Regions from separate parts of the Homo sapiens genome. Here region 2 is linked to region 1. Evidence: read pairs that join two places in POLR2A ChIA-PET (ENCODE). Cell type or tissue: PC-9. All regions are shown on one strand. Each heading gives the region's core, and the rest is flanking DNA. Links, peaks and the distances in the headings are about the cores only.

Region 1 (11,702 bases), core at 5,065-7,564:
CATTATATATTGTTAGTGAGTAGTACAAAACCTTCAATTCTATGGACATTTGGCAAATATCTTATATTAAGGTAGAGACTAAAATTAAAATTTAGAATTCTAGAAAATTTCAAGCTGCCAGTACAATCTCAAGTTTCTCTAATTTTTCTTTTTTTTTTTTTTGGTAGCAATTTTATACTAGATTCTTTTTTTTTCTTTTTTTTTTTATTATACTTTAAGTTTTAGGGTACATGTGCACATTGTGCAGGTTAGTTACATATGTATACATGTGCCATGCTTGTGCGCTGCACCCACTAACTCGTCATCTAGCCTTAGGTATATCTCCCAATGCTATCCCTCCCCGCTCCCCCCACCCCACCACAGTCCCCAGAGTGTGATATTCCCCTTCATGTGTCCATGTTATACTAGATTCTTGTGTGCATTAAATACCAGTGACTAACTTACTTTTGATTAAAGGGCAAAGCGTAGTGATATTAATTTATTTTTGGATTTCAGACATTCTATGTCATGCAGTATTTTTCCCAATATAACAGTTTAATATCTATTTGTCCTTATGCAGTAGATTTTGTTAGAACATTTAAACATAGACCTTTTGGAAAATTGACCTTAAGAAGTCTTTTTTTTTTAATGCCTTCCCTCTCCTATTCATGGTACATGTGTGTTTTCATTCTATTAAGTGATAATTTTTTGAATGGCTGTTCTGAAGCTTTAAGTGTAAATTTTTTTCCTATGTCCTGAGACTGTTAGAAAACACCAAAATCTGAGTAACATACCAGTGATGTCATGGGGTAGAAAAGATGTGGAAAGGGTAGCACAAGTCTCTTCTGGGTGTAGGTTTGGCATGCCCAGGGCCAGAAGGGACAGAGGTGGATACCTGAGCCCTACCATAAGGCAGAGTCTCATATGTCAAGTGGAATAAACCCCAGATGATGCATCCACAGGGCTTTTGTTTTTGTATCTCTTTTTTTTGACCACCAAAAAAACCACTTTTTTAAAATTATATATATTTGAAGTATACAACATGATGTTTTGATATACATTGTGAAATGGTTATTATAGTCAAGCAAATTAACACATTCATTTCACATAGTTACCCTCTTTGCGTATGTGTGGAAAGAACACGTAAAATCTACTCTTTTTGCAAGAATCTCAAATAAAAGGCAGTATTACTAACTATAGTCCTCATGTTGTATGTTAGACCTCCAGACTTGTTCATCTTACATGTCTGCAACTTTGTATCCTTTTATGTATATCTCCCCATTTCCTACCAGTCTCACCACATCCCTGGTAACAACTACTTCTATCACCCCTGGTAACAACCACTTTATTCTATCTTCATGTATTCAACTTTGTTTTTCTTTTTTTAGATTCCATATATAAATGAAATAATGCAGTATTTTTCTTTCTGTGTCTGGTTTATTTCACTTAGCATAATGTCATCCATGTTCATTCGTGTGGCAAATGGCAGGATCTCCTTTTTTAAGGCTAAATAATATTTCTCTGTATGTGTGTATATCACAGTTTCTGTATCCATTCATCCATCAACAGACATTTCAGTTGTTTCAGTATCTTGACTATTGTGAATAATGCTGCAATGAACAAGGAAATGTGGATACCTTTATGAAGTTAAGTGGTGATTTCATTTCCATTAGACTTTTTTTTTTTTTTTAAGAGACAGTGTGTCACAGTGTCACTCTGTATCCCATGCTGGAATGCAGTGGTGCAATCATAGCTCACTGTAAAGCTCAAACTCCTGGGCTCAAGTACTCCTCCCATCTCAGTCTCCAGGGTAGCTGGGACTACAGGCACACATCACCAAACGCAGCCTTTTTTTTTTTTTTTTTTTTTTTTTTTGTAGAGATGAGGTCTCGCTATGTTACGCAGGCCTGTCTCGAACTCCTGGCCTCAAGCAATCCTCCTGCCTCAGCTTCTCAGAGTGCTGGGATTACGGCCCAAACCAGTAGTGTTAGGAGATCTCTTGGGTGTCGATTTTTCTGGTGGGAAACCTCTGTGGCCCCAGCACCTTTGCCCGAGTTCTTGTCCTGCATCCAGGAAAAATGAGGTACACAGACAAGTGAAGGGTGAAGAAGCAGAGTTTTATTTAGTGTTAGAACAGCTCAAAGGAGTGAGTAGCTCCTCTCTACTGGCAGGTCATCTCTGCAGCTCTCAGCAGTGAGGGTACTCCTCTCTGCAGCTGGTCTTCCCATCGTCTCCAGCTATCAGCAGACAGGGTAGTCTTCTCTGCACCTTGTGGTCTGCTCCCATTCTCTCTGCCCTCTTCGTCCTTAGCCATCCTCTGCCCTGCTCTGGCTGAGTACAGAGCTTTTATGGAGTTCAGAGAGGACAGAGTGCATGCCAGTTGGTCCATGGGCAAGCCAAAGAGGCACCATGAGTCTCCTCTCCCGTCCACAGGACTGGCAGCCCGGCCCCCAGTGTTCAGGCCAGGGACGGCCTGAAAGTGGGGCCTTACTGGGGACCCTGCCCCCTTCCACCCCGGACTCTGTCTGCCTCCTGCTGCCGTTCATGGCCCTGGGGCTCGGCCCCAACCCCGCTCCGAGATTGGAGCTGGGGACTGGGAGCGGAGAGAGGCCAGGCAGTGGGAGCAGACACCCCTGAGCCTTCAGGGACAGGGGCAGGGAACCTTCCTGGGGTGCCCGAGGGTGCAGGCTGCAGAGACGCCCTGCACGTGGGAGGGCAGCAGCAGCTGCAGCCAGGAGCTCCGGCCTGGCCAACTCGGAAGAGGCAGGGCTCCCGCTTGTCCCCGGCTCCTGCCTGCTTCCCAACTGGGAGTTCCAGATCTGCAGCCACCAGTGCCGTGGCTCCAGCTGCACCCAGGAGGGCAGATCCTGACTGTTCCTGGCTCCCCCAAGAGCACAAGGGAGGCTTGGATTCACAGCTGTAGTTTAGGTGGCCTGTAGCCTCACCCAGGAGGGCGAGGCTCCTGCTTGCTCACTAGAGCAGGAGGCCTGGGTCTGTAGCTGCAGTTTGGGTGGCTGCAGAGGCACGTAGCTCTCTTTCCAACTCAGAAGAGGCAGGGCTCCCACTGGCTCCATGGAGTGTGCAGCCCCAGCCACGCCTCCCTGCTGCAGCTGACATGATGGCAGCAGCCACTGTATCAGTAGTTCTATTTTTAATTCCTTTAGGATCCTTCATACTGTTTTCCACAATGGCTGTACCAATCTACATTTCCACTAAGAATGTAGAAAGTTTCTCTTTTCTCCATGCCCTCATCAATACTTGTTATCTCGTCTTTTTGATAACAGTTATACTAACAGGCATGAGGTGATATCTCATTGTGGTTTTGATTTGCATTTCTCTAATAATTAGTGATTTTGAGCACTTTTTCACATAGCTGTTGGCCATTGTTATGTCTTCTTTGGATAAATGTTTTTATATCTCTTAATGACAGCTTTGTTCTGAAAAGTTTCTTTTGACTATAACTGCCTGATGATTGTTCAGCTCACTTATATGTGGATGAGAAATGGAATGATACCATTTTACATCAGCAATTTGAAAACTTGAATTAAATCATTTTATTTTCTCAACCTTTGATGGCAGCCGGCCTTGGAATTTCCTGAACAATGAGATGCCAGCTATAAAACAGGTTTACCTTTAGTTACAAATTCAAAAAATCCTCTTGGCTAAGTTTTTTTTTTTCAGTACTTGCCTGTAAATCATAGTGCTGAAAAGTGCTTTTGAACATTGTGTATCTAGATACTGCTCCTCATCCATGGTGGAGATGCTCATTTGTCCCAGCTTCTGAATTTGAAACTACTTTGGCAGAAGTTCTCATGAGTTCTTGGAGACCATAAAGCAAATCATGGGCAATTAAAACAAAGGTCTCTCCCCTCGTGTCTCAGATGCACACCTGAAAAGAATCATCCTGGCAGGTTTGACTGATAAATGGGCTGGAAAGGGGATGCATGGCAGCCTGGTTCAGCAGGATGCCTTGACTGGTGGCGATAACACAGGGTCTGGGGTGACCTGTCCCCGGGAAACGAAAGGTCTTCTCATTTGCAGTCATTAATCACCTCAGGAACAGCCGTTTTAAATGCTCAAGCCTAATTGATACGGACATGGCACACTCGGCCGGGCAGCTGGAAGTTAATGCATTTTCCTGTAGCGAGGGGAAGTGTTCGGGACAGTCGCAGGCATTCAGCTGTGATGAGCATGAAATTTCAGGAGGGAGGTGTGTTTGGAAGGATCGAGCCTATAGGCGAAATTTCAGAAATTGAGTTTTTAAAATACTAAAAGCCTGATGAGAAATCTCAAAGTGTAACTGGGTGTCTGACAGAATATTTTAAGTGATAGAGAGTTTCAGCTAAGGAAAATTACTGTCACCAAGGTTTGTTACTCATAAACCTCATGACGTTAGGTCCTTTGTAGGCTTATAAACTATGTAGGGTACATTCAGATGTTATTTTAATTTATGGTTGGCACACTTCCTTAGCATTGCAGAATTTTCCAGTCATACCAAAACTAAACTGGAAGGTTGAAAAATGTGATTGATACTAAGTTTTGAAGCTGAGATTCAATTTGAGTACCTTGCTTATGAAATAATATATGCTGAAGAGTAAACTGCAAAGGCACTTTTGTTATGGATGTAGCAACTTGCAGGCAACCTCAGAAATAAAGACCAGACTTGATGTTCCCACTTATTTGGGTAACACCTACTGTTTTTTTACAAAAAGAAAGAAGTACATTGTCTCAATTTCCCCAGATATATCTAGAAGCTCCAGAATAAATTCAGGCAATTTGAGACTCACAAGTATTAACCAGTCTCTAATGGGTAGTTGGCAGGCTTATTTCTGATCAGAAAACACTCTATATTATTTGTTTCTCCATCTTTTATTTTTGTTTTATCTTTTCTCTGACAACTCCTTTTAGGTACCTCAGGATTTGGTAATGCCCGCATTAACCTAGCTGGGAAACTCCAGATAAGAACATCATTTGGAATAGGTCTAGTCAGGCTTTGTGTGCACAAATATTTTCTAGAATTACTCTCAACACTTAAAAACTCATTTTTCATTTTCTCTAACAATTTCAGTTTTGAAACCGTAAGAAGGAAACAAACTTCTTGTGATACATCATTTCATTCTTGTCTACTCATCTTTTAAATGTTTTCCTAAACATATAAGCAATGTTGAAATAAAATAGCAGCCACTTCATATGTTGGATCTTCCTTTTTTTCCTTTTATCTTTCCCACTTTTTATTGAACTTAATTCTGCTCTGCCAGTGCCTAAAAATGATGTTATTATTCGGCCACATTTTTAACCTCAGGTGCAAAGGATTAATTATACTGCTACAGGATTTTCTCTGAAGGCAGAGTCTGAATAGGAATTTATTGATTCAAATGTATGGCTACCACCTAATAATGAAGTGCTTCGAGGACTGAACAATTGTGTCAAGAAACTGTCTCCATTAGAGGAATTTTATTTTCTCTCTAAAACTCCTGGGAAAAAATTATAGTACAACATTGTTTTAGAGATATGCTCAATGATGGTGGATGAACACAATGACAATAACCAGTGAGTTTATACACTTTGCCATAGGAATCAACTTATATATAATGTTAGAGTCCCCAGTGGAGCTTCATGGATGTCATCTTGTGATACTGACCACTACTTAGCAAAACAGACAAACAAAACAAAACAAACAAAAAAACTTTGAAAGTTTGTTTTGTATCTTCCTTGAAAAAAGGTTTCAGGTTTTCGTACTTTTACTGAGACATTTTCCCCTAAGAAATGAAAAATGAGTTTATAACTTTGATCTTGTAAGCTGAGTCACAGCAGGCCTGAATATGAAGCAGCTGAAAACACGTGTGTGCATTCCTACCCCATGCAGCATTCTTTATTCTGCAGATCCCTGTCACTAAAGAATTCAGTTAAATACAAAGACCCTCAGGTAGAAACAGGCTGCTAAGAGCCGCCCCCAAGTCTGTGAGTGAGCTGGAGACAGCCACTCATGTATGTCAGCCCTGCTGGAAAGGCCATTAGTAAATGCCTAGCACTCCAGGCTAGGAAATGGTTTCTTGGACCAGAAGCAGGTTAAAAATAATTAAATAAAAAACAGGGGTGGGAGAGGGGAAACTTGCGTTAAGACTCTTCGGTCCCATTAAAATTAGCAAGCATGCTTAGGGCTTTATTCATTGTGATGACTGGATCTACAGGGAAGGTCTTTTGTCCTATGGCATTCTTTTTTGCACCATGAATACTTGCAGTATTATATAATTGTGATATTATAATAATATGAGTCATAGATAGTATCTGTGACTCATTTCAGTTTCATTAACTCTTGACAAGTAGAACGTTCAAACTGGAGGCTTTATAGCAAAATATCAAATGTCAGGTCAAAAAATGAAGGTTGATTTCAAGAGTCCCAACCCACATCCTATTCTTGTGACTGCAATTTGCATTTCTATAATACACTATAATCAAGGACTGCTCAATAATTTTATAAATATTACTAATATTATGAAGGCTTATAGACTGCTGTAAATTTACACAGCAGCTGGGTAATCTGTTTAGAGCTCTGGTGTTTTCCGTTTTTACGTTTGCTGGTTGCTGCAAAGCTCTAGGATATGGGTAGTGAGGCTTACGTTATAGTCTTGCGCGGTTTTGTTATGACATAGGAAGGAGAGCAGATTTTGGCCTTAAATCATGTAAATGGTAAAGTGGCAACCAGAGACTTGAAGCTATGACTCATAGTTCATGCAATGAACCTCTGAAACATTTCATCAGGTAAACCAGGAAAACGACTTTCACTGGAAAGTCAGAACATCAAGTCGGTTTTACATCATTTTTATGCATCATATTTTATTATATTTGTCATAGTGCTTATTTGCTTTCAAATACCATAAACCCTGTTAATTATAGTCAATAAACAGTTTCGAGGATTTTTTTGCTTACTTATACAGCTGGTTACTATGCGATGAGAGGCAAATGACAGGCATCCAGGGAAGTCGTGTGTTTTTACCCATTGGTGAAATTGACGGTCACCAGCCACCCATGTTGATTCTAAAATGAGGGCCTGAACTTTGCTTTTGTGCTCTAGTGGTGGGTAATATGCTGACACCACAGCTCAGATGTAGAGAACAATTTTTGCTTTCCTCTCTCTGGAGAATGACAGGAATTAAAAAAACATTTTTTTTTTCAGTTTGAATTAGGCATAGAAAAATTTTGTATTTGTAATGTGTTAGCTTCCTTATGCATTCCCTTCTATGGCTATTTGAAGCATCTTTGTCTCCAAAGATTTCCAGGTGTCTAATAGATCTTTATATTCAGTAACAAATCATTTCTGTCCATGAGCCTTTTGGGATGTATAAGTTAGTATTCTTTGCAGTATGTTAAAGCAAACTAAATATGGCCTGAGAAGGACTCTGTACTTTTATATTTGAGTGCTTGTGGTGAACTGTAACCTAGCTTAAAGGCAGATGAGATTGAAAACCTAATTTAGTAGTATGCACCTGTAACAATAGCCAAGTCTTGGCCAATCCCAGTGGCCAGAGGCCAGATTTCAACCTTTCATACACTGCTCAATGTTCAAACGATGTTCAAATAAGGCATATACACTGACCTGTAACCAACCGGCAGTTCTGTACTCTCCTTCCAATTTCTGTATGTCATTTCCATTTTTTTTTTTTTTTTGTCTGTAAATCTTCTTCTACCACGTGGTTGCACTGGAGTCTTTGTGAATCTGCTGTGATTCTGGGGGCTGCCCAATTCGCGAATTATTCATTGCTCAAACTCCTTTAAATTTAATTCAGCTGAAGTTCTTCTTTTATCACGTACCCCAGAACTCTGTGGAACAAAAGAAGTTTTCTTTCCGCTGCGACCCGGGGCAAGGCACTCAGAACCTCTGGGAAATTACTCATCAGTGAATTAAGGAGGTTGAATTAGATGGTTCATGTGTAAGGCTTTCTGATTCTGTGACATTACCACAGGTCCCAAACATAATGCAGCCAGATGAGACCTCATTGAATGTTATCAGGATAATGGAGCAAGGAGGAGACCACTAATTATGCCCAGAGAAAATGATGTCTCTGGAGGCTGCTGTGGCTATTCCAGTTGAAGAAATTCTAATAGGTTAAAGATGAGAATTTTCAAGGTGTCATGAACAATGGATAACTGCTTACAGGAATTTCCAGAGATTAAGTGACAATTCTCTGTCTATTTTATGCTTTCATCTCTCCTCTTTTCTCACCTTTCAGCCTCTCCCTGTTAATTGACATTATTTGGGGTCCTAAGCGTGTTTTAGTGTATGTTATGTACATACATGGGGTTAACACAAGTATTCATTTAATTATTGTTTTACACGTTAAGTATTTATTTATTTCATCAACAAATATTTACTGAGCATCTTCTCTTTGCTGGGTACCCTGTTAGGTGCTAGGATTACAATAATACAAAGACAAACTTGGCTCTTGTACAAATGAGACTTACAGTCTAGTGGGAATAAAATACTATATTTGTTGTTTTGAGATGAATTTGAAATGACTAAACTTTTATAACTAAGTTACTCTGCTTATTTGTGGGCTTTCATTTTTTTCCTTTTACAGATTGTTAAGAATTTATATGAAAAAATAGTCCCCGTTCTTCCCTGTTGTACATTTTTGGGTATCCAGAGTGTGCTACTGGATACTCAACCCTTTACAGTATGTTCTTATTTGCATTTGTGATTTTAAACAGTAAAAATGCTCTCCATATACTGCTGTATACTTTATGGTAGAATCCAAAGAACTCTTTGGAAGACAGAAGGTTTCTGAGAGTCACAGGACTCATGAGAAACCCTAGCATATTCACTTGTGTTGCAGAGTTCCTATACAAAATATATTGTATGTAGTTCCTGACTGTAGCCTTTTAAAGAAACATAATTGTGGAGTTTTGTATACCAACTTCGAATCCATTTTCGTTGTTACTGCTTTTATCGCCTTGAACTAAAATTGTTTGTTTCAATTACAGACCAAGCTTGTGGTTTCCTAGATTGCTTTTCACTTGCTGGCAAGGGCTTGCAAAGAAGACCTACAAGAGCCATGTTAAAAACGCTTGAAAAAAAAGGTAGTCAGAGGAACAAGGAAAATGCTGCTTCTGCTTCATCACCTCCAGTGCTCAGTCATTTCTCTTAAATTCCTCTGGACTCCCCACAGGCCTTCTAGCTTTGGCAATGACCACTATCTCTGTAGCCTCAGAAAAAAGCAAAATGGTGAACTTTGGTCTTTGGTGTTAGTTGGGAACCAAGAGAATTCAGTAAATTTTTAACCTCTATGTAAAAGCCATTTGCTCTTTTTTCTCTTTGTTTTCTTTTATTGCTTTTAGTATTACTTCTGATTTCATGATATATCTCCGATATCATAGACTACATTTCAAATCTAAATGTATACCTTTATATTTTTCTTAATATAAAGCACTGGGTCTTAAATAAGTATTAGCTTTTATACTTAGCAATAAGAAAAAAAGGAATTTTGAAGTTTAAAGTTTCTATTGAAATGGAGCAAATTTGCTAGGCAAAACCACCCCCCACCACACACACACATGCACACACACACGCGCACACACACATGCACCCACACACGCACCCACATGTGCATGAAATAGGAAAATAGTATAGTCTCTTTGGTTCCCTGTTTGCCTCCTTGTTATTACCTTCTTTTCCCCTTTCTTCTTTTTCACTCTTCCTTATGGCCCATCTAAGCACATTTTGTTAAGTTATTTGTCTTCTAGATGTTGTCAAAACACACACAGTGAAATGGATGCATATATCCAAATGTTAACAAATGGATAAATTAAAATACTTATATAATACTCTGAAGATTGTAGCAAGAGAGAAGACTACATACCTGCTTAAGATGAGAAATCGCCGTGTGTTTCTATAGCTTCCAGATCCTCTTTTTTAACAAGGAGAAAGAACTTCCCTGCTCCTCACCAATGGCAAAGCGTCTAAAATCACTGAGTACTCACTAATTCCTCTGACCACTCACATATCTCCTGTCATTCTCCTAGAATTGAATTTCTGGTTCTCCAGTGTTGCTCCATTGGCTCTCCTCTTAGTTGCACTTTTTGGAGGGCAGATTGCTTTAACATGCTTTGCTATAATGTACTCTAAACATGCTTAACGGGAAGTGTGAAATCAGGTTATTATAAGAATTTTTCTGTTCTTTGATGCTCAAATCCATTCTAATTGGTAGCAAATGTTCTCTTGTCAGTCCTTGTAGAATTTTAAAATATTCTTGGGAAATCCTAACAGATATTATAAATACTTTTTCTGAATCAGCCTTATTGAGGGCAGAAAAAAGAATGAGGGATCAAGAGTATTATTTCCAGATTCTCTAATTTGCATGGTGAAACTCAAGGGAGTCTTTTCTCTTTACTTGCTTTCTTTTTATTCACTATAAAATATCACTAACTGCCATAGATGCAAAACACCTACAAATAAATGAAACTTTTGCAACATTCTGTTTTTCCCTTAGCATGAAAATTTTCCAACTTTGGCTCACATAAAAATTCATCTTCTTTTTCTGTAATGATGCTTCCCCAAAATACCAAGAAGATACCTACAGGGGTATTTGTCTTTTTTTTTTTCCTGGTTGCCTTACATATGATTTCTCTTCCCTTGTTTGGGAAGTTCCCCAGTTTGTGAATCTTAGCAGGATTCAGAGCTTGCCTCTCATCATTGAATCTAGGAAGTTCCACTATTCAGTATCACAGCCACCTTGGCTACAGGACATGTGCTAGACCTAGCCTATCAGGAATACCCACTCGGTACTAATGGACAGACTACAGAGAATGGGTGATGGTCTACTCAATGTGTACAGTGATGATAGAAACATCAGTTTACTGAAGTGGCAGTGGTGGCAGTTCCAGTAGTCGCATCCTGTCTCTGCTTCTGATGTTGGTGTAGTTAGCTCAGCTAGCTAGCTGAGTGGTCCAGTGGAAGGAGCAGCCTTAAATTCTGTGGCATGATTTTGGTTGTGATTGGGTAGCCTACTGTTGTTCCTGATTGTTTTCCAGTACCTTCCATAGCCTTCTCAATGATTATGTGGGAATATCCACCATCGTTTCAATTAATTCAGTTTCTGCTTAAAGCAGCCAGTCTTAGTTTTGTTATTTCTGTTATTTGCAAGTAAGAACCTAGATTGATAGGGAGTTTGAAACCAGGAATGGTTCCGGGAAATAGAACCACAGAAAAATTGGGGGAAGCTGGGATTGGTTTGTCTGGGTTAGTTGGAGCTGAAGGTAGTGAAAAATCCAGCTGCATAAGGGATAAGACTGACACCCCATAACATTTGGTGGAAAATTAGCAAATAAATCATCTGTGAACTTCTAGAATGAGTTGCTAATTGAAAGAAAACCTTTTGGGAACCAAGCAGGGACTTCCATGCAACAATTGCATAGGAATGAGGACTTGAAAAACTGGGCTGGTGTGATGGCTGCATGTAACGGTGGCAGACAGCTTAAAGAAAGGGAATATAAGCTCAGATTCCTAAATATTCTTACCTAAGGATGGATTGAAAAATAGGGACTTTCTACGAGTACACTAAAAGAATCTCTTTTGTACTATATATAAATATTACAAATTTATTTTGTAACTCTTTCAGGGTTAAAAAGTCAAAAGCCAAATGCAGTAATGCAAGTTGTCAACTAAGGATGTCATTTGAATTCACAGCTAGGTCCCTTATTTTGGTATTTGGTTTGGGTATTTAGAG
Region 2 (11,702 bases), core at 2,873-5,372, 55 kb after region 1:
ATGCATTATAATTTCTCAAGTACAGAGAAAAACAGTTCTGATGAAAAACAAAACCCTCATTTAAAAATTCTCTTGGCAACATCTACATCCTTAAACTACTGGAACACAATGAATAATTTCTAATTATCCTGTGTATTGATTTGGTATATTTTTTGCTATAGCCATGTAATTTCCTTGAATCCCAAAGTGTTTCAGGCTGTTGCTGAACTGAAAAGATGAAAAAGGGATAGAAAACTGTTTTTACCCTGTCATCTGGAATTTTATCATTGTCATCGTCATCATCACAGGCATCACCAATTCCATCCTTGTCATAGTCTTCCTGCCCTGAGTTGGGAAGGTTGGGGCAATTATCCTAGGAAAGAGAAGATATATATCACTGCTTCAGTTGCCTTCCTCATGCTGAGCTCATGCACGAGGGAGTGTACCTGGAATTCCAAATAGAAAAAGAACAGAATTTGGCTCAGTAACAGCATATTTTTTTTATGGGAAGACAAGAAAATAAAACTTTTCTTGGGGGATATACATACAGAATTTGTGTAAATGCTCTAGGCTTTATAGATGTTGTGAACACAAGTCATGCTTTGCTGGTATTTGGATAGAGTACTGAACTTTTTTTTGGACAGAAGAGTTGACTATGGAACACAGTTGCCCAAAAAGAGCTAGCCCTGTTCATGTTTTTGGCACCAAGTGATTTAATTTTAATAGGAATTAGTGCCCCTCTCCCTTTGGGAGATTTAATCTTTCAGTTTCATGTCCAAACTTTAAGTATTTAAAATTCCTTAGCCTGTGTTTTGATAAGGTGATGGGCCCTCTTTCTGGAGGCACACAAAGGACCTGGCTCTACCTTTTTGCAGTGGTAAGTCGCATTGGCCACGCACACCAGGTTCTCATTGGGCCAGCCATCCAGGTCTGTGTCCTCCCCGCAGATGATGCCATTGCCAGCGTAGCCAGGCTTGCACTCGCAGCGGTACATGGGGTCGCTATAGTGGCCCAGGTAGTTGCACTTGGCGTTCTTGTTGCAGTCGTGGGTCCCATCCGTGCAGGGGTTACGGGGCTTGCACACCTGAGGGTACACCATGCTGCTGTTACACAGAGCTTTTGAGAATCCTCAGATATCATGGAAACAAGAATCCAGATCCCTGTCATCTCTGAGTAGACAGAGGCTCCATTTGGAAGAGTGTGGGTTACCTCTGTCCCTCCCCATTCTCCCTGAGGCTATAAGCAAACTTTGCTTTATGTTTATTTTTCTTGAATTTGCTCAGCACCTAGGCGTTTACAAGTCCATCTGCTCACAACTTATTCCAGAGCAGCATTTTTAAATATGGAAGACTGTTTTTCCCCTGCAGGATTTACCATGGATTTTCTAATCACGTTTCTAAAACTAGACCGTACATTCATCTCCTCGCCCTTTTTTTTTTGGTGAAGGGTATGAAATTACATTCCTCCCGCTCCCAGTTATTTTGGTCAAGGACAGCTCTCCTGTCCTCTGGTTTACTCGTCTAGTTGACTGTACCTGTTTGTTGGCCGTGGCATGTTCGACACCCTGGCCGAAGGGCTGTGAGCCGGTGAAGCGTGGGGGGCAGGGCAGGCAGTTGTAGCCGGGGTCCGTGTTCTCACACCGGTGCTCTCCATTGTGGTTGAAGCAGGCATCAGGCACTTCTTTGCACTATGGAGGAAATAAGAGCGTGCATCATGTTTAGAAGTCACTGCCATAAGGAAGCGACTGCACAGGTTAGCTGCTTTCCTAGATCCAGAAACTCGGAGCCCCATCAGTTCCTCACCTCATCAACATCTGTGCACTGGATGCCATTTCCACTGTAACCAGGGGGACAAGCACCACATTTCCAGCTGCCATCAGGGTAGCTAGTACACTTCACGCCGGCAAAGCAGGGATTGGACAGGCATCCATCTGAGACAAGGAGAGAGAGACAGTCACAGTAAATGGTTGGTCTAAGCTGCCATACTGCCATGCTGGGCACTTAACACAGTGTAAGATATTATAGGGTATAGGGAACCGATAACTTGTTGGGATTATGTTGTCCACCTGCATCTTAGAGCAATCAAATCGCTCAGGACTAACCAAGCTGGAATCTCCTCGAATGCTGACTGCAGCATTCAGTAAAAGAGCAAAGCTCCTGGGTCGTTTCATCCTGGGCTGCGTGGCTCACCAATTGGACAGTCCTGCTTGTTGCAGATCTGGTTTTCTGTTACATCACCAACGCAGTCCTTGCCTCCAAACTGGGGTGTGGGGTTGTTGCAGAGACGACTACGTTTCTGTACCCCTCCTCCACAGGTGACAGAACAGATGTCCCATGGTGACCAAGGACCCCAGCCTCCATTGACTGTAAGAAGATGAACCACAGGCAACAATTAAGATCAACTTTCAAATCCCTCCCTTGTCATAGACTCTCCTAAGCCCGTTCAAGAAACCTCTGCTTCTCTGACACATGGAAAGAATGCTGGGGAAGAGGGTGAGTTTGTTTTTCATTAAAAGAAGTTGCTGAGCCTGCAGGACTTTGCTTCTGTTTGTTTCTCTAGTAGGTAACCTTCCTGCTCTATGACCCACTGAACTGCAGGCTGCAGATGCCAGGCAACCAGCTGGGCAGAGCTGCTGCCCATGCTCACCCTTGCAGCGGACCTCACACTTACTGGGGCAGGCGTCTTTCTTGCAGGCTTTGGTCTCCCGCGCTTCGCCTTCACAGGGTTTCCCGTTCATCTGGGGGCTGGGAGAGTTGCAGAGCCGGATCCTTGTGATCACACCATCACCACATGTCACAGAACAAGATGACCACGGGGACCAGTGGCTCCAGCCACCATCCTGTTTAACTAAAGTACAGAGTTGATGGTCACAAATGGTTTTGGCTTAGAGACAGCCAAATAGAGGCTCCCATCAGGAGCACGCAGAAGTATTTCCAGGAAATGGTCAATGGCAACTAAACCCAGTGTACGGTAGAAATTGGCTCCTGGCCACATGCCCAAATGTCAACATGGAATGTTTTCTACCAGAGAACGGATAAGTTCGCTGTTTTTATGGGTTGCTGTTAATATCCTAACATTTACAGGGTGCTTACCATAAACCAAAACTCAGTGCTAACTGCTTTACATGCAGTATCTAAATAAAATGCTCAAGATAAACTTATCAAGAACTATTATTATCTCCAAGTTGCAAATGAGGAAAGAGCCTCAGAGAGGGTAAGTTGTGTTCAAGGGTGCACAGCTAAGCAGTGGGATTGGGATCCAGAGATCCTAGAACCCGTGTTCTTAATATACATGCTGTGGAGCTGCCCTTGGTGACGACAACAAGGACAGGTCAGTTCTCCACGTCCCTGAGAGGCTAAGATGCTTACATCTCTTGTCACACTCCTGAATGTGGCAGGTCCGTGTCTGGACCGAGGAGCCCTCACATCGGTTGTTGAGGCTATCGCAGGAGCGGCCGCGCTGCTGAATTCCATTGCCACAGCTCGTAGAACAGGAGGTCCACTCGGACCATGGAGACCAGCCATCGTCCGCAGAGTCGCTGGCTGCAGGGGAAACAGAGGTTCATCAGGTACGTGATGATTAGGACAAGCTGTTCTTTAGAGGGCTCTGTTCAGGGCCCTCCACTTGCCAGAGGGTGAAAAGCAATATATTTATTTCTTTTTGGCTTTACTGAGGTATAATTGACAAATATTATATACATTTAAGGTGTATAATGTGATGTTTTGATATACACATATATTGTGATTACCACCGTCAAGCTAATTAACACATCTCCATCATCTTACAGTTACTTTTTTTGGTGATGACTTAAGATCTACTCTCTTAGCAAATTTTAAGCATACAATCCAGTATTATTAACTATGGTCACCATGGTGTACATGAGCTCTCTAGAACATAATATGAGCCGGCACAAAGTTGCAGTTATACAGGATGAAAAGCAACATATTTCTTAGGCCAACGGCCCAGGGGTTTATCCCAGGTCATGATGTGTACAGCAGTGGGGTAATCGGATGCTTTGCCTGGCTCAGTACAGCTGAGCCTTCCCACAGTGTATGCTCTCCTATTCATTGATTTTCTTTCTCCTCTCAGCATTGCAAATGAGTTTTCCTTTACTGACTTAACATATCTGGGTAGGCATTTCCAGTCTCAGACTTCCAAGAATGCGCGAGTATGAGGAAGCTTATAGGAGTCATTTCTGTCAGGGGAGCCATACACCATGTGTTTGACAGATGAGTGTGAAGGCAGCCGAGCTGTTGTTGGTTCTGGCTCCAACTCGGCCGTGAGTTAGTCAGTTTGTTGTTCCTCTCACCCCAGCGTTTGGGGCCTTCTCTGCACATATTGTCATAAGAGGACAGCATGTTTGTTTACCATCTGCCCAGGCACCACGGCTACAATCACATCTAGCTGTATCAGACAGAAGACAAAGAACTTACTTTCTGTGGTCATTAGTTGTAAGTTTTCTTAGCAATCCCTGATTCAAGTTCAAAACTTTGCTACCTCCAGCTAGCTTTGTTCCTTTTAACGCACATGTTAAGTGAATGCGGAACAGAAAATAAATGTAAAAACGACCATTACAGTGCCAATATCGCTAATATGATCCCTGGATGGAATTGGTTATTCTGAGCTGTGACAAGGGTGTGTTTGTGTGTGTGTGCATGTGTGTTTCTGTGTGTGTGAAGGGCAAGTGCTGTTTTCCTGTTTTCTTCCTTATCTTAGTTGTAATGAATCACTTTTATAACTTGTACCTGCTACACTAAGTATTGTCTCAGCAAAGTCATTCATTTTACTGGTAACAAAAGCCAGGGATAACGTGCCATGGAACGATATCGTGCCTTATTTCTTTTGGTGCTCTAGAGCTCAGATTGCTGCTATTCTCTTAGGCCCTCTTATCCCTACAGATGAAAGGGGCAAAACTTCCAGGCCCGATCAGGCCAATGCTTACACAGTAAGCCTGTCAATATCTCTGGTGAGCAGATTTTTCTTAACTCTGTGCCACTAAGGTCAAATTCTAAAAGCAGTCAACTTAGAGCTGTTGCTGCCACGTCTTCATCTCTTTTCCTCAAAGCAAAAAATCAGAATTAATGAGCTATACCAAGATCTTCACTGCCATTACTGCAATCCAGATGGGTAATTACGATGTACTCATAATGGAGTTTTGGCTCTGTACAGCAGATAAGCTGTCAGTTAACCAGCTGCTGCAGCAAGAAACTGAATGGAAGCATGATGGAGATGGGGGTGGGGTTCCAGTGTTGTGCTCGGCTGTCTAGGATGTATGTAGAACTGACCTAGTCACTGAAGAATAGCTATGCCATTTGAGAAACTTACGCCAACAGCGAGGACAGCATTCTCCATCAGGAACTGTGGCATTGGAGCAGGGCATGATGGGGCAGGACACCTTTTTGCAGATGGTAACTGAGTTCTGCAGGGCAAGAGAGTGAGAGGGGAACAGGCTGCTGAGCATGTTGCATACAGAAGTCTACATCCTGTAACATTTCCTTTACAAGCCAAAACATGGTCAGGGCTGTCAATGCTCTAGTGGAATGATTTTCATAGATCTGTCTCTGTCATATTTGCAGCCACCACTATCGTAGAGACAGTTCTAGTGCTAGTTTACGTGTCACTCCATTCCTTGGAAAGTTCTTTTTAATTGCTACTTAGTCAAGGGTGGAAGTTACAGTACAAAGAATTTATAGCAGAGGAACCAACAAACATCATGGGTCAAATCTATGTCTGAAATCAAACTCAGAAAATTCAGCCAGGACTTTTACATTTTTATATTATGTGTTTGGGGGGAGGAAGGAAGATCTATAAGCACTTTTTCCTCATCTATAGATCTGTGATCTGTCTTTATATTGGAAAAGAAAGGGAATTTAATGAAGTTGGTTCCCACAGCCAGTCATCTGTGATTTGTATTTAAGCAAATTCAAATACTTTGCTATTAATAGATAAGCCAGGTGAACCTCCAAACTCACTGGCCACTGGCATGCGGGGATGCTAGAGTGAATCACACACCTGGCAGTGCCATCTGAGCAAAGCAGACAGTAACATCCTAACAGTGTCAGACTAAGTGATTTGAAAAACAATTGCTACTGTACTAAAAGAACCTATGCCAAAGCTGAATATAAATCAGGGTTGGGAAAAAAAAATGAATGTTCCAACCAGGTTTTATTTACCTGACATTCAACACTTAGTCTTTGAACTAAGGTAGGTAAATTATTCAGATGTCTTAGTAGATTCATTCTCTTAGATACTTAGCCTGGGGTATAATTAATACTTTGATAAACCATCTGAGAGTTTAAAGAAGAACTTATAGATGCCATAATTGCATCTTAAAGAAAAAAAAAACACTTTGTTATCAGGCCATGGAACATAAAAAGAATCTCTGTGGCGATTAGGGTATTTCCCCAAAGATGTAGGTTCAAACAAAAGCCGTCGATTCTTATTCTGGCTGGTGAAGGTCCCTTACCTGACAGTGACACTCAGTGCAGCTATCAACAGTCCATTCCTCGTTATTTCTGTACTGAACTCCGTTGTGATAGCATAGGGGAGGCCGCCTCAGCTCATTGGCCAACTCTTTGTTCTCTTCAGTCTAAATGGGAGAGAATATCATTAGTGTCCCCCCGCATTTTCAGTCATTTGGGACCATCTGCGATAAACCTTCCAGGGTTCATGCTAACGGGCTGGGTGCAGAGGCCACTGACCACTTTGCGGATGCTGTCCTGCAGCGTGGTCACAATGGTGCGCAGGCCCCTGAGTTCCAGGACCATGCTGGACAGCTCATCACAGGAGATGCCGCAGATGGCTTGCAAGTCCTTTGTCTTGTGGCCAATGTAGTTAGTGCGGATGGCAGGGCTGGAACCATTCACCACGTTGTTGTCAAGGGTGAGGAGGACACTGGTAGCTGGCAAGAAACAAAATGAAAACTTCAAATAGATACTCTTACCAACCAGCCTCTTGAGTTCTTAGTGGTAGAAGACGTTTCATTTGGTGTGAAGGATGCAGGTAGAGGGGTTGCGTGTATGCGCACGTGTGTATACGTGTGTGTGTATAATACCCCTTGGAGTCACTTCTGTATGCCTCTTGATGATCTCACTGGGGGTAATTTATGTATAACCACTATTGCTAAATTCCTCAGTTTGTTTTTGGTGGAATTCCCCCTGATTCCCTATGTGCCCTAAAAATAGAGGGGTACTCACAGCTGGAGCAGCCTTTGTTCCTGAGGATGTCTTCTGGTGTGGTTCCAAAGACAAACCTCACATTCTGCAGCACCCCCTGTGGGCAGAGGACACACATTACTTGTAGAATGCAGAGCGGGGTGGGGATGGGGTTGGGGGAGACTGTCTGTATGCTAGGAAAAGCATACAATAGATGTTCTAAAAGCTTCAAAGAGCTGTCTTAAGATCACTATGTCAAAATAACACAGCAACATTAATCGCCAAACAACTTCAAAATCTTAATTGTGACTTCTGCCAAGTCTTGAGTATTTTACAAAGAATTCAGTTATCAGCCTACTTGGGTACACAGGAAATGGAATCTGATCCTAAGCCTAGAGGATATAATGACACTTTCCAGTGTCAAAGAGTTAAATGTGGGAGTTCAAAGCCACCGTTGCAAAGATCTAGAAGTTAAGGCACAGATGAAGCTGTAACAGCAACAACTAACTGCTATTTTAACCTTTTATGTGAGACCAGCTGCATCCCCATGAGGAATCCAATAGCAAAGTGGTACTGATTCTGCCCATAGAAAGTATCCATTTCAAACAAGATTAAAATTGGGGGAATGCATTTGAAATAAGCTCTTTTCTTAAGAGCCTAAGGAGTATCTAAGGCTTGAACAGGCTGACTGCTAAAGGAAAACCATTTCTTGTTTCCTTGAGTAGTTTTCAAAGTGTGCTTCCCAGACCACCGGCATCAGCATCACCTGGTACTTGTTAGAGTTGCAGTTTTACAGAATCCCAGACTCTGGGGCTGGGGTGCAGCAGGGTGAGCTTTCACAAGCCCTCCAGGTGATGCTCATGCTGCCTAAAATCTGAGAACTGCTGCGTTAGTTTACAGACAGGATTTCCTGTAGCCCTCCTGGCAGGTCACCTGTCTAGCAGATGATCCCACGGAGCAGGGCTCAGAGAAGAAGCCTCACCTGGAAATTGTCATTGACGCCCCCCTTTGCGATGCGGAGTCTGGCGATGCTGGCCAGGTCTCTGGTGAAGACGCTTTGGATGGGGACGTCCAACTCAGCATTCTCCATCTTTTCACAGTCGATGTACAGCTGGGCCCTGTCTTCCTGCACAAACAGGGTGATGCTCTTCCACTGGCCGGTTGCCAGGAGAGCTTCTTCCACAGACACCACGTGCTGCTTTCCTTGGACGGTCAGGCTGAGGTCCAGGGTGCCCGCCTTGCCATTGGACACCACGCTGAAGACCTGGCCAGAGTGGTCTTTCCGCTCCAGGGCCAGCAGCGTGCCCCGGGTCTTCTTCATCTGCCTCAGGGATGCCAGAAGGAGGAAACCCTTTTCTGCCCGCACAGCATCCACCAGGTCTTGGAACTTGTCATCAGGCACAGGGGGGATCAGGTTGGCATCCTCGATGCGGAAAGCTGGGCTGGAAGGGTCGGGGCCCTTCACCAGTCGGCGCCCAGACCCCTTGCGGGCGGCCCCGGTGAGTTCAAAGATGTCAAACACGCTGTTGTCTCCGCCAGACTCTGTTAGACAGGAGAGAACACAAAGTGAGCTTTCTAGGCTGGGACCAGCAGTAGGGGGCTGAGTCCTTAGGGGTGGAGACAAAGGGTTGGGGTGAAAACTCCTGGCAACCACTGAAAGAGGTGAATAAATACCAGGATCAGAGTGAAGCTGCGTCCTGATGTCCAGTCAGGCTCAAGAGGGAGAGGACAGCACGTGAGGGGGCACACCTGGGATAGCCAGCACCTCTTCCTTGTCCCTCCTTCCCCTAAAGGTGCCACACAAACTCACCTGGAATGCGGTTGGTGCCACACACATGCATCAGGAACAGGACGCCTAGTCCCCAGGCCAGCCCCATGGTGGAGCTGTTGGTGCCCAGCAGGGATCCTGTAGCAGGAAGCACAAGAGCCGAGGGTCAGAGATCAGCTAGGCAGGGAGGGACGGTGCGCAGAAACGGGGCTGGGCATGGGGACAGGGCCGGGACCATCCCTCTTTGACCCCGCGTTTGCTGAAATGAAGGACAACAGGATTACTTTCCAGAGAGCATGAGAGAGAGAGAGAGAGAGAGAGAGAGAGGTGGAGGAAAGAGATGCTGGTTTTAAAGTGTGGGGGGCGCAAGACCAACAATTTGGGGGCTTTTGGGAAGTCGAAGGTGAGCAAGATCAGGAACTGTAGTTTGGGGTTGCAGGGAGGGCAGGGGAAGTACAGACTCTTCCCTGGAGTGCTGATACAAAGGCTTAAGGAGGACTTCAGAGAGTAAGGAAATCTTGGGGTGTCCTGATGAGTTGGTTTGTGAACCTCAAGGCTGGAGAGGATGGCTCTGGAGCCTTGCCCTGAAGAGTCCTCCAGCGGCTGAGAGGAGCGGGCTGGGGTAGGCGAGCGGGGAGAGTGTAGGTTCCGGGGTCCACCAGAGGGACTGAAGCCTCAGCGCTCCAGGTGGATGTCCCGGGCAGCTTTGGTCCTCGGCGGCCGCCGGGGGCGACTTACCTGTGTGTACCGGAGCGCGGCGGCCGGGAGCGGTGGCGAGGGCGGCGAGGGCTGGAGGGGCGCGGGGAATGCCTGTGCGTCCGGAGTAGAGGTTGCTCCTGGAGAGCGACAGGAGCCCTGAACTCGCAGGCCAGCTCGGGCGCAGCGGCTGGCAAGGCGGAGGAGCCGCGCGCTTTTAAAGGGGCGCTCGCATTCCTGGGGATTCCTCCGGCCAATGGGCGGCGGCCGGGCAGGAAGCGGGAGGTGGGGGCCAGTCTGGGCTCCTCTCTCCGCCCCCCGCTGCCTGGCGCGCAACTTTCCAGCTAGAAAGTGAAGGGGGCGGGGGTCGGGGCTTGGGAGCACTAGAACTTCTCAGAAAAGTCGGTGCCCGCCCACGCAGCCTTGGCGCGCACGGGCTCGGCGCTCGTACTCTTGCGCCACGCGGGCTCGGGGTGATCAGCAAGCATCCCGAAAAGGGACGGGGCTGGGGAGACCACCTAGGAGGGCCCGCGGGGTGGCGCAGGGGCTTTCGGGCGAGCTGATCTCCCGGAATGCCTGGTTGATGGCGAGAGGTGGATACTAGAGACTGGGCCCGTTTTGTAAAAAGAAAAATGGGCCGACGGGGCGCAGGGGACACCAAGAGAGCCATTCGTTAAAGTACCTGCCCCTCGGGCCCTCGCTGACTCTCCTCCACCGTCCCCGTGGGGTGAGGACACGCGTCCCCCGAGCGCCTGTCCTGAGCTGGCCCCACGCCCGCCCCGGAGGGAGGTGAGCGCGGCGTCGGCGGGGCCGGCAGGTTGGTGCGCCGCGTTCGCCTTCGCTGCCTTCGGGCCCTTTCCTGCCGCGGCTGCCAGGGGGCCCACAGAGACGCCTCTCCCGCTGCCGCGGCGCTCCCTCGGCCGGCCGCTTGGGGGCGGTGTGCGTATTCTCATCAAGGGGCCCGGGGAGGACAGCTGCTTTCTACTCGAATTTTAAGGAAACTTACTCGTATCCAGTTTCCACAAGCCAAATTGAAATTGTGTCTTGAAAAACAGTTTTTGTGCCCACTCGTGCTTCTTAACGTGACTCCTGTTTGGAGAATTTGCAGAACCATCTGGCTCCAGAGTCTTCAGCTATTTACAGAGCAGACCCATAGAGTAATAAATTACTCTCTGCCTATTATTGTATTTCCCTTTTTCCTCCCTAAACGTTCTTTTCATTTTTCGGCTCCTGAACCCGAGGTGTGGGTTACATTTCTGTGGGTGCACACATTGCCATGAGTGCCGCTGCCTAGTGCTTCTGTCATTGAAGTCTGGTCTCCAAGCCACTGTCCCAAGCCAGCATGACTCTAGCTTCCTGGAATTCCATTCATCTCTTCGGGATGGGACGTCAGCCGCCTCGCTCCCTCTGCTGTGATCCAGCGCTATCGGGCTCGCTCCGAGGCCAGGGCATAGGTAGAAGCTTGACCAAATAAGGATCTCAGCACGGGCAGGGGGAAACCCCTGGGGTTCACCTCCCATCTTAGCACTTAAACCTGGCAGGACTCCCGACTGCTGCAAACAGCCAAGTGTTTACATTCATCAAACAGCAGTTTCGCTTTTCTTGCGTGGGAGTGTTGTATGACAAGATGGTGTGTGTGTGTGTGTGTGTGTGTGTGTATTACGGAAAGAGTGTTTTCTAGTTACTCAATATGTATATAAAATGCCTCTAAAAGATGACCGGTATGTTCCTAAGGCACATGTTTGTTGGATTTCAGATGTTGGGAGGCAGAAAGAAAAGTTTCTACTGGTTGATGAATAAAATCAGATTCTTGTCCCGCAAATCATAGGTAATGATTCATCCAAGCAGATCTGAAGATTCTGGAATCGGCACCCATCCATCTCCCTCCCCTTCCTTCTCCTTCTACAGCATTCATCTTGCTCTTCGAAAAGTAATTGGGTTTTTTTTTTCTTCTTTCCACTTGCTCCATGATACTGGACAGTCAGAAATAGTTCTTGGAGGGATGGGCCGCTCATGGCTCTGGGCTCCTCTGGCCCACTGGATCATTGTGTACAAATCAGATGGGGGCTTGAGGGCTGCAAGAGGCCCACAAAAGCAGAATGCAT

The links. Peaks named below come from ENCODE experiments on the same cell type or tissue, not always from the same donor. Only the 100,000 strongest peaks of a DNase experiment are listed, where the experiment ranks them.
Region 2: POLR2A ChIA-PET joins it to region 1 with 10 read pairs; 8 of 35 experiments call an interaction of 5 or more read pairs at or near these places.

What each region holds. Positions count from the first base shown.
Region 1 is chr15:39,636,673-39,648,374 of GRCh38, reverse strand. All of the region lies in intron 10 of FSIP1 (fibrous sheath interacting protein 1), which reads left to right. It overlaps LOC105370785 (a long non-coding RNA gene), which reads right to left. Exons shown (of 3, transcript XR_932156.3): 3 at 7,626-7,800. Among named protein-coding and RNA genes, the nearest start is that of THBS1-IT1, 56 kb to the right of the region's middle. In PC-9, for the core only: no CTCF peak of the experiment used is centred there; DNase peaks (open chromatin) are centred at 6,214 and 6,744; H3K4me3 peaks cover 1,633 bases; H3K27ac peaks cover 2,393 bases.
Region 2 is chr15:39,579,166-39,590,867 of GRCh38, reverse strand. It overlaps THBS1 (thrombospondin 1), which reads right to left and starts at 9,789. Exons shown (of 22, transcript NM_003246.4): 1 at 9,640-9,789; 2 at 8,944-9,039; 3 at 8,116-8,675; 4 at 7,176-7,251; 5 at 6,681-6,880; 6 at 6,446-6,568; 7 at 5,305-5,398; 8 at 3,348-3,521; 9 at 2,650-2,826; 10 at 2,169-2,342; 11 at 1,782-1,909; 12 at 1,514-1,666; 13 at 845-1,063; 14 at 245-352. The coding sequence starts at 9,010. THBS1-IT1 (THBS1 intronic transcript 1) reads right to left here and starts at 4,742. Exons shown (of 1, transcript NR_186398.1): 1 at 3,615-4,742. LOC124903470 reads right to left here and starts at 11,061. Exons shown (of 1, transcript XM_047433405.1): 1 at 9,874-11,061. The coding sequence starts at 10,550. The coding sequence ends at 10,116. RefSeq lists silencers at 10,249-10,298, 10,309-10,538 and an enhancer at 9,961-10,698. In PC-9, for the core only: no CTCF peak of the experiment used is centred there; no DNase peak of the experiment used is centred there.